Regions from separate parts of the Homo sapiens genome. Here all the other regions are linked to region 2. Evidence: chromatin contacts called from ENCODE Hi-C or POLR2A ChIA-PET data. All regions are on one chromosome and are shown on one strand. Each heading gives the region's core, a stretch centred on a gene start or an enhancer-like site at or near the end of the contact. The rest is flanking DNA. Distances are from core to core; before and after follow the strand shown. Region 1 overlaps WWOX (WW domain containing oxidoreductase). Region 2 overlaps WWOX (WW domain containing oxidoreductase). Region 3 overlaps WWOX (WW domain containing oxidoreductase).

Region 1 (3,727 bases), core at 703-3,202, 92 kb after region 2:
TTGGAAAGGCCAAGAGAAGCCTGGAGATAGGAATCCACCTACACAGAGTGTCTCAGTAAATTGGCAGTGGCCAGGACCAGAACCAGGACACCTGTCTCCCAGATCTGTCCTTTTCTTGGATAGCTTGAAGTTACGGGTAGTTATTGAATTGGTCACTGGCTACCCCCTGAATCATTACCTGATTTTTTACTGAGTGTTCCTACCTGTGAGTAAAGGGTGCCTGGTTTTGCACAAGTGTTTTCTTGGCCCAAGAGATATTTTTATATTTGCCTTTGGGTTGATGAGATGCTGGTATGTATCATTCGTTCAGCCATTCTTTCAGTAAGTCATCACGGAAGTCTGCCTCTGTGACAGATTCTGGGGCTCTAAGGCGGAATTTACTTCTTCAAAGTACAGTTTCCTGCCTTGCAAGTTTGGAGTTAAGGCCACGCAGACCAGAGTTACGTGCACAGGTTGTAATACTCTCTCTTGTCCCTGGTTGCCTGATTCAAGTTAGGGGCTTCTTCTGGATTCCGTAGGTAGGATGCTGACTCTCAGCTGTCCTGATGCCACTGGTGTTCCTCTAGTAGGCAACATTGATGGTAAACATAGAAAGTCATGGAAGGCCTCAGTTACCTCTAGCCCTGAAGACACAGGGATACCCTTGGGGCGGAGACCTTAGGGACAGGACAATAAAGATCAGGCCTTGGGAGATGCAAACAGTTTGCCCTTGGACCATGTCTTCTGCTTTCATCCTTATGCTCTCAACAGATCATGCCAAGGTCCTGTGTTCACCGCCTTCCTGAGTCCCCATTCAGAGGCTCAAGAATTGAGACAAAAGGGCATCCTGCAAATTTGCTGCCCTGGAAGCTGTGCTGGGGGAGCCAGTAGAGACTTCAGGTGGATCTGGAGGTCCTTCCCCAACCTTCTGCAAACCATGTCTTCCCAGAGAGCTTCTAAGCCAAAGCAAAGGTGTTGCTCTCTGCCTCCTGTTGCTCTGTAATTCATCTCAGCAACCATCTTTCCCATCTCTGGGAAGAGAATGTTGTCCCCCAGAAAAAGTCCTTATGGATAGATTTAGTTATTGCTTATGGTTTAGAGAAAGCGCCTTTCAACAGTCACATGCAAGTATTCTTTCAGGCATTTATCCAAACACACAGGATGAGGCCTCTTTGTCAAACCAGTGTTTGTTGACAAGCGACATTTGTGTGCAGGAGATGGCTCATTGTGTGTGTTTACTTGGAGCTGTTATATATGCTGGGGGAGACACTGTGTATACAAACCTAGGAGGGAGAGATTGGGAGGAGGGAAGAAAGTGAGGAATAGGCTTAGTGAGAAAGAGACCAGAGAAAGAGAAAAGAAATAAACATTAGCAGGGTGGTTAAACATCCAAGCATTGAAAACTGCGTGGTGGAGCTATGTACTAACTGGGGGGTCTTGAGGAAGCCCATTAGTCTCCCTGAGCCTCAGTTTAGTAGAAGTAGGAATCGTCATTAAGGCGCCTAATTTATGAAGTTACTCTGAGCTCTATAAGAGATAAGCATACAGAAAACTTTGGACAGTGCCTTGCACACAGTCAGTAATCAATGCATATTCATCATGATGTTAGAGAAAGGCCGGGCATGGTGGCTCACACCTGTAATCCCAGCACTTTGGGAGGCCGAAGGGGGTGGATCACCTGAAGCCAGGAGTTCAAGACTAGCCTGCCCAAAATGGAGAAACGCCATCTCTACTAAACATACAAAATTAGCCTGGCATAGTGGTGCATGCCTGTAATCCCAGCCACTTTTGAGGCTGAGGCAGGAGAATCACTGGAACTGGGAGGCGGAGGTTGCAGTGAGCTGAGATCGTGCCATTGCACTCTGGCCTGGGCAACGAGCAAAACTCCACCTCAAAAAAAAAAAAAAAAAAAAAAGAGAGAGAGAATAAGGTCAGAGGGGGAAAAGAGAGAAAGTGAAAGCAACAGTAAGGAAGAGAATTGGAAAAAAAAAAAAAGGAACTGATCTGGCTGTATCTGTCGAGTTGCTTCTGCCGTTTCTAGCCCAGCCCACGGTTTTCCCTCTGCAGGGTGTCTGTGGGCATGGTTTGCAAATAAACAGTGAGAAGTATAAGCTAAACATAGACTTTAGGCATATACATAATAGGCAGGCGTGATCGCGTTCACCCATTCAGTTTGCCATATAAAAGCTTTTCCTCGGTGCCACTTTATGGCCCAGAAACAAGGCTACAAAAACTTTAATACTGCTTTTTATTTTATAGAAAAATATAAATCAATACTTTCATGTCTGTTTGACGTGTTTGGGAGCTACAGCAATTGAGGCTTGCCAGTGTCTGGATGCCCCACCACTACCACGCCACTTAGCTCAGAGTTTGTTTTTTTCCTTCCACCATGTGAAATGTTGCTGGTTAACCAGTTAAAACGGGGAGATGGCCATGATTGCTTTTAGATTGCCACTTCCACATTGAGTGAATTTTATAATAAGAAGCCATTTTTTCCCCGACAGGCTGCCCTTGTGCCCGCCTCTCTGACTTTGAGGTCCTCATTATTGTGGGTTTAAATGAAGGATGTTCATTCAGGCAGGGATGGGGGGATGGGGGGAGGCCACCAGGCATCAGCGCTGTTATCAGGACCTTCTATCAGGCCAAGTGACAGGCGTCCAGAGCAAGAATGCAGAGCTCATGGTGGAGACCTCCGGCTGACACCAAAGGTGACTCCCCTCACTCTAACCTTGAAAGGGAAAGTTCCCACTTTATTAAAATGAATTTCGAAAGGGCCGCTCTGACAGCTGCATAATTAAATACTGGAGTGTCAGCGATAATTTATTCCACTCGCATGTGGTGGTCAGATCCTTTTCACTAGAGGGTCAGCAAACTCAGTGACAGAGGCAAGGAGACAAGGGATTCAGGGCCCTTTGTCATTTATGTAGCACCAGCCCTGAAATCGGAGACTCATAAAACCTACAAATACACACACAAACACAAACCAGGCAAACCCACACACCACAGAGAAGAGGCAAAGTGTGCATAAAGATACCCTGTTGTTATTCACCCAGTACAACTCTCTAATTCATGTATAAACAGTAAGTGTAAAATGTTCCACACCCTTATGTATAGACTTTTAACCTCTATTTGAGGGTCTCTGGGAGGACCATAGTTGTTTCTGAAGTATCACTTATCCTACGTTCCATGTAAGATCTCTTTCCTAGGGTAAACTTGATATGGAAGGTCTTCACAGATTAAAACGAAGGAAAAAAAAAAAAAAAACTAGATAAATCTCCCTGGACATGAACTTTTGTAGAAGTAGTTACAATGCTAGTGACCTCATATACTCATGGTAACGGCTTCCGGCATCCAATGACCTTGCCATTGCGGAGGTCAATTTCATGTGTGTGTGCACACATGGGTGCGTATATGTTACAGAGGGAAACTTGCCTGTTTGAAGCAGGTGTCGTGGAAACAACATGGGCTTTAGAGCCAGACATGGAATCCTTTCTTATGATTAATGCAGCTAAATTTCCCACTGCAGCCGGTAGCATATTGCTTCATAAATGTCTATAAAAAAATACGAAAAATAGAATCAGAGCAAATTCAGCATAGACCTCCTTGGGATGTTTATTCTTTGTTTATGTTGGTGTTTTGTTTTGTGTTGTTTCAGCTGGGGTGCAGTTGTATTCTGTTCCCTCTTTGCTAGTTCAGAGGCAGTGAAAGCGTGCTTCTCAGGACTCATTGTCCAGAAGATTCTGCCTAC
Region 2 (3,307 bases), core at 482-2,981:
CAAATTGACTCATTGAAAAACACCTTGTTTCAAATTTTTTCCCCCTCTATGACCAAAAAGTTACCCAAACCTTTGTGTCACATATTTAAGGATGTTCAAGGCAACCAATTAGTATTCAAGCATTTAGAATTATTTTGAAACATCTTCTGTGAAAAACAATTTATTTCCTATTCCAAAATAAATGCAGAATATTCCTAATATAGTTTGATAGTTCCTCCTCAAGACTTATCATTCAAAGATTGGGCAAATTGACTTGAAAGAGAAAAGTTAAGCTATTTCCCTAATACCAAGGCAATGCAGGTCAGCTGCAGTGCCTAATGTTTATAAAACTTGTAAATGTTGAAACCCACACTTGGTCTGAGAGAACATCATGCTCCAGTTTGTTCTTAGGAATGTGTTTCTGATGTGTGTGTGTGTGTGTGTGTGTGTGTGTGTGTGTGTGTTTTCCAGAAACCAACTGGGAAGGGCCCTAAGCTGAGATTACTGTTGAGAAGTAAATTGTGCTTTTAAAGTGTCCTCCAGCAAAATGGTCTCCTGGCTGTCTTTGGAAATGACGTATCAGTCCAGATGCCCTTTTTCTTGATGGATTGCTAGGATTTTTACTCACCACCGATGGAAAATTCTCATAGTCTGGAAGGGTGGAGCGTCTGCCTTCTATCATGATTGTACACAGATGAGCAAAGCTCCTTGGCAATGAGTGAGGCAGACGGGCAGTCAGGTTCGGACTGGTGCAGCAGGTAGGCTGCTGCTAGGGAGGAAGGAAGAGGCACAGAAGTTCAGGGCGTGAGAGGGTATGCGAGAGATGTCAACAATCCAGGAGCTGGCTTGCTTCTTCCTTTAGTCAGTGGTGCAAGCTTCAAGTGGATAATTCAAATGAATCAATGGAAAGGCCTCTTTTAACATTTGATTTGTTTCTTCAAAGAACACAGATGAAGTTTTTCTCATCTCTTTAGATTAGTGATTCTATATTGGTGAGGGAGTGGAAGAGAAATGTGGGTGTGTTGACTATATTCTCCACAGAAACTTTTTGAAGTAGCATCGTCACTCAGCACAGAACATTTTGACAATACACTTCCAGGGCAGGTGGTTTCTTACTATGTCCCTCCCTACCCCCACATACTTTGGGACTCAGAATGTAGGGAGTGTACTCTCGAGGGATGCAGCCCATACGTGAATGCATGGAGGCAGCATATAAGGTTGCAAAGCACTGACCTTCTCTTTTTATGATTCCCATTTATTCCATAGACTGTGAAGTCTGCCTGTACATTTCCAGGCTAGCAGTTTTTAATCAAATGTATGATCACTTTCTTCTGATGAACACAGTTAAGGGGCTTTGTTGTTCAGGTGAGTCTCACATTGTACTCCTCTCCTAAGAGCATTTATTATTACTTGCTACATACATTTTTGACAACCTGACAATGACTTTTTTGTCTTAATTTGGAGAAAACATACTCTGAGCTTTTGAAGTTGGTGTACTTGTTAAAGGAAGCCAGAAAAGCTTTTCAACCATTTGAGAGGGTGTGAAATACAGAAGGGGTTGTGCGTTTCTTCCCCCCTCATCTCTTAGAGCCCTGTTACCCAAGAGAGTTCACCAATTACCCAAACCAAGTTTCATTTTGTTTTCTCTCTAGTTTGAAAACTGTTTTTATTGCTTCAACTCTCCTTGTCTAGGAGAGCTGTTTCAGGTTTTTAGAGTCCTAAGAAAGGCTTCACTGGCTCTCTGCCAGCCTCCTGTCCCATTACACGCTCAGGCTTGTAGTCAGTTACTCTCTGCTGGTTTTGCTAAACCACTCTTGGGTCTTTCTTGGCCTCCTGCCCCGCATTCCCCTTCACGTTGTAAACGTAGCTTTTTAAGTTGGTCCCTTGATTGCTTCAAGTAATTGATCTGTTGGCCTAAAAATGAGTGGCTCTGATTCAGAGGTAGGAGTTAAACCAGATTCTGCCTAGGGACAAGTGTGTTGGGAGCTCTGCTTCTCTGGAGACAATGGTCAGCAGTGTTGCAACCAACTCCATGTCTGGTGCACCAGATGGTCTCATTGGGTGGTAGGGTGGCCAAACCTTGTGTGAGCTGGCTCACTTGTTCATTCATTCATTCGTTTACTCGTTCTTTTTTGTATTAGCTTAAAAATGCTTATACGCCGGCCATGGTGGCTCATGCCTGTAATCCTAGCACTTTGGAAGGCAGAGGCGGGAGGATTGCTTGAGTCTAGGAGTTTGAGACCAGCTTGGCCAAAACAGTGAGACTCCATCTCTACAAAAAAAGAAAAATAAATTAGTTAGGCATGGTAGAGTGTGCCTGTAGTCCTAGCTACTCAGGAAGCTGAGATGGGAGGATTGCTTGAGCCTAGGGGGTTGAGGCTGCAGTGAGCTATGATCATACCACTGCAATCTAGCCTGAGTAACAGAATGAGACTGTCCCCCCAACCCCCCAAAAACAGAAAACAGTATTCCTATCATATGCATTCTCAACTCTGCAGAGGTCCTGGGTCACATTTCCTGCAAAGTTGCACTGCCTCCCATAGGCATGAGACCTCCACATGGACAGAATTTCATGAGTGTTCACCTTGGTGTTGCTACTTTGCAACATAGACTTGAAGATTCAGAGAGGAGATGTGGTAAGAGTTTATTTCTGGACAGAGAAAAGCTACACCATTCATCTAGATCTCATTAATCTGTATTCATTTTGACATGCTTTTCTGCAGTTGACGTTTTTATTTATTAAGCGCTTTACAAGATATTCAGTATCATTATCGAAGCTATAATTATTAATGATCAAAGTTAGCAGTACTTGTTTTAGCTGTCATCTTCATCATCACCATCACCATCACCATCGTCATCATCAGGGCCACAACAGCCTCTTCTTTTCTCTTAAATCTTCCAGCAATTCTTCAACTTTGCCTGTATATTTATCATACAACATAATCCTAGTATTTAGTAAATGCTTGGTCTTTGATTTCTTATTTTCAAATGCATGTCTTTAGAACCAGAATGTGTGTAGCTGTTTTCTGGCCTGAATTTGGGCTGAGATGATGAGAAGTTTAGTTGCCACTTTCAGCTAAGTGGAAGTGTTTTCCCCATTTGGACTCCGGGTCATTGACAAACGTCATCACTGTTTTTAGTTGAAATGTGCTTCCATGTGGCTGTTCATCAGCACACCCATATCTAGACGTGTGCTAGCCTCAGTGAGAGTTGCAGAATCTGTGTATTCATTTCCTTTATCTAGAAATCCTCATTATGGTACATAAAAGAGCTTTCTATCGCTTTTTTACATTATAGTAGTTATTCGTTATTATTATTATTATTATTA
Region 3 (3,611 bases), core at 251-2,750, 110 kb before region 2:
TTTTTTTAGAACTGTTTTAGTTGGGGAGCCAAAATTGAGCAGAAAGTACAGAGAGTTCCCGTATACCTCCGGCAGAGCCCTGGCTCACTATCTACATCCCCACTAGATCCATGTATTTGTTTAGGTTTTGGGGGTTTGTTGTTGTTTTGAGATGGAGTCTTGCTCTGTCACCCAGGCTGGAGTGCAGTGGCACCACCTCAGCTCACTGTAGCCTTGACCTCGAGGGCTCAAGCAATTCTGCTGCCTCAGCCTCCTGAGTAGCTGGGATTATAGGCACATGCCACCATACCCAGCTCATTTTTTTTTAATATATATTTTTAGTGAAGGCGGAGTTTCACCATGTTGGCCAGGCTGGTCTCTAACTCCTGACCTCAAGTGATCCGCCCATCTCGGCCTCCCCAAGTGCTGGGATTACAGGCATGAGCCACCACTCTAGGCCTGTATTTGTTTTAATTGATTAATCTACAATGACACATCATCATCACCTAAAGTCTATAGGTTCATTAGGTTCACAGTTGGTGATATATATTCTGTGGGTTTTCACAGACATGGAATGACATGTATCTATCATACATCATATATTGTATCATATCATATCATGTCATATCATATCATATCATACCGAATAATTTCATTGCCCTAAAATACCTCTGTTTTCACTTTTTAATCTCTTTGTGCACACATCAAAAATTCCTTTTGTGTTTTTGAGTTTCAAAAGTGTGCCACAAACAAGAAATTTGGGATCTGCTGAGCCCAGCCTCAGACCTGTAGGGGAAACAAAGAGGGCAACAGGAGGTCACGAAGGCATGCTGTGCCCACTTTTGGAAATTGTGAAGGAGAGTGTCTCAAACATGTAGGCTTGAGCCACTCAAAATTCTGGGAAATAGGATGTTTTGTAAAGAAAGTTTGCTACTGTCACTTCTGAGTAGTTGCAGTCCCTCCCAGTACGTGGGTATCTTCGGTGAGAACAAATTTCCTGGCAGCTTGAGGACTCCGTGTGTTATTCACATGCTTTATTTAATAGACTTGCCTCATGTGACTTTCTATATCATCCTTTGTGTCTAAGTGATTTGCACTGGGAAGATAGTAAACGCTCCCACTTTATATGCAGAAGGTTGAAAACACCATGAGTGTTGCAATCTGAGGTATCTGCCCTTAAAGAAGCAATATTTACTGAAATGCAGGGCACACGACTTTTCCAGCAAACCACACCGCCGTCCTTTTGTGTGACGAAATAATTATTTTGAGATACCGACATGCGTGACGACCAGATAATTATCTGAGAAAACTTAGCATCTAATGATGCTGTTTTGAGATCACAAGAAAGAATTATATTAGCTTGAGCTGAATTGTTCTTTTCCCCCTGTCTCTCTTTAGTTGTAAAAACACCCACAAATGTGAATGCTTCAGGCCTGAACTTGTCAACAGCCAGTGGCTCATTGTAGACATAGGGATGTCGCCTGTGTTTGGGGCTGAGACACCAGAACAGGTGTTCTGTGGGAACTGAGAATGTCTACTGCTGCACACCTTTAATCTCGGGTCTTCTTTCTGGTGAAATACCCGTGATTCATAACTCAGTCACGTTACTGAGGTATGTCTCTTCGGATAGATTCTATCTCTAAAAACTACAGATTCTATCTCTAAAAACTTAAGTCAAGGGATTTTCAAGCAGTTGTTTGATTTATGTATGTGAACCTCTCCGTTAGGAGAAGAACTTTTCTTTGGCAAACACCATAGGAACGGAGACCTTAACAAAAGAATTAGGACTCTCTTGTCCTGTTTTAATCTCAAAGCTGTCCCTGCGCTGGTGCGGCTGGCCCACTTGTGCCTTTGTGAATTTGCAGAGAAGAGGCTGGGCGTGGGGGGACACATGACTAATCCGCCCTTTCTTTTGTTTGTGCAACAACTCAATTCACTGTCACCACATCAGCACATTTGCTGCAAATCTCAGTGCCCTCTCACTTTCGTTTTATTTAATGCGTTTCTACATTTTCCCAAGGCCACATGAGCTGTTTTCTGGCGCGTGGTATGCCTGCCTCAAATAACTAACATTGCCTGGGTCTTGGAATCTGAGCCTTCATATTCTCCGATATATTATTTGGTCCTATTGTTCCTTAACTTGCTCATCATTCACACGGCGAAGGAAATTCCATTTGGTCCTTTTAAGACCGCCAGACTAGCTGACTTAAACACTCAGCTCCAGCTACTTCTGAATATTTCGGTTCTTTATTGAAATGGTCCTTTTAATGTCATCTTTAATTTAATCAAATAGTGTCATCAAAATAACATTTACTCTATTACTGAAAATTCACTGCATTATTAACTAGTGTAACTAGACAAAAAAGATGGTACAAACCCCCATGGAAATATATACTTACTGTAAAAATGGATAGAGTTCATGGATGTTCTATATTTAATTTGCACTTTCAAAGTACTCTCTATGGAGAGGTTTTATGGTTCTGAAATAATTTAAAAACACACTTTACTACAATCCATAGCAGGTAGTTTTGCCAATTTGGGAAGTTATGGTGCCTTGCAGTTTCCAAAGTAAGCTGAACAGTGTTTTTTAACAGTGCTGCCCCTCTCTCCCACTAGAAATGCGAGTCCATCCTTTTACCAAGTGTGGTACAACAAAGGTTTCTCTGGTTTTCTTTTGGTATTCTCAGACAACTGAAATATAAATTACATGGTATGTGCAGGTATCACCAGGATGCAATTAGTTTGATGAAATATACCAAGTCGTCAATGCCACTTTGGATAGTTTAATCTGAAAATAGGACATGGTTGGGGTAGTGGGCACAGGGGAAGGAAGGTTATGTAATTTTAAAATTCTTCCTTTGATTCAAAAGAAAAAAACATGTTTGTTGCATTCAACTCCATAGGGTGAGCATAGCTTAGTGGGGAGAGATTTGGACTAAAAAATAAGAGTTCTGGGTTCAAGATCTGAGGTAAATTATTTGCTAGGCCTTAGTTTCCCATCTGTGAAAAAAGGGAGTTCTATAACAGCAAGACATTTAATATTAAAATAATGTAATGTTTTTAAAAATGCTTGTCTACCCACTTTTTCTTGAGATTAGTAAGACCATCTTCCAATTAGAATGTTTATCCGAACTTACCGCTAGGTATTTCCTTGTAGAGTATGAAAGTAAAATATCAATGGGCCATCTCTACGTCAAGGTTCTCGTTCTTCTCATTACTGAGAAATTATGTTCCTGGAATAATATTGTACAGACTTAGAAATAAGGGCATTGAACTTAATTCATTTATTTTTCAAAAGGCATGTATTTTTTACCTGTTGCTATATCTGCTGCCAGCCAAGTGCTGTGCTTGGCCCTGAGAAAGCAAAGAGAGATAGAGATGTCCATGTTTTGGAACTTGACGTCCATTAGGGGACATAAACATTTGAAAAGATAACACTAACAAGCTAATTCAGGTATGATAATAAAAACCTTCACAGGGTTAGCCATCCATCTATCTGTCCATCCATCTATTCACTCATGCATTCATCCACCTGTTCATCCATTCATCTGTCCATTCATCCATCTATCCATCCATCTACTTCTAGGTTGTGAGAACCCGTAGTATTGACTCTCAGTGTGATAGGAAGGCCA

What was found. A loop is a pair of places that touch in the nucleus more often than their neighbours do. ChIA-PET counts read pairs that join two places held with the same protein, here RNA polymerase II (POLR2A). Pooled maps may share reads with other maps.
Region 1: a loop to region 2 is called in a map of sigmoid colon, with 2.5 times the contacts of the local background. The contact joins two enhancer-like sites. A Hi-C loop is called at or near these places in 1 of 168 maps with a recorded cell type or tissue (sigmoid colon) and 6 of 50 pooled maps. POLR2A ChIA-PET finds 5 or more read pairs at or near these places in 1 of 52 experiments (OCI-LY7).
Region 3: a loop to region 2 is called in a map of sigmoid colon, with 1.9 times the contacts of the local background. The contact joins two enhancer-like sites. A Hi-C loop is called at or near these places in 1 of 168 maps with a recorded cell type or tissue (sigmoid colon), 4 of 37 single-sample maps with no recorded cell type and 9 of 50 pooled maps. POLR2A ChIA-PET finds 5 or more read pairs at or near these places in 3 of 52 experiments (activated CD4-positive, alpha-beta T cell, activated CD4-positive, alpha-beta memory T cell and activated CD8-positive, alpha-beta memory T cell).

What each region holds. Positions count from the first base shown.
Region 1 is chr16:79,161,924-79,165,650 of GRCh38, forward strand. The region is part of intron 8 of WWOX (WW domain containing oxidoreductase); the gene reads left to right. Among named protein-coding and RNA genes, the nearest start is that of MAF, 440 kb to the right of the region's middle. Within about 2 kb of position 1,953, at least 4 of the 41 ENCODE cell types and tissues checked have a DNase peak (open chromatin) inside an H3K27ac peak, as active enhancers do.
Region 2 is chr16:79,069,865-79,073,171 of GRCh38, forward strand. The region is part of intron 8 of WWOX (WW domain containing oxidoreductase); the gene reads left to right. Among named protein-coding and RNA genes, the nearest start is that of MAF, 530 kb to the right of the region's middle. Within about 2 kb of position 1,732, at least 2 of the 41 ENCODE cell types and tissues checked have a DNase peak (open chromatin) inside an H3K27ac peak, as active enhancers do.
Region 3 is chr16:78,956,016-78,959,626 of GRCh38, forward strand. The region is part of intron 8 of WWOX (WW domain containing oxidoreductase); the gene reads left to right. Among named protein-coding and RNA genes, the nearest start is that of WWOX-AS2, 460 kb to the left of the region's middle. Within about 2 kb of position 1,501, at least 3 of the 41 ENCODE cell types and tissues checked have a DNase peak (open chromatin) inside an H3K27ac peak, as active enhancers do.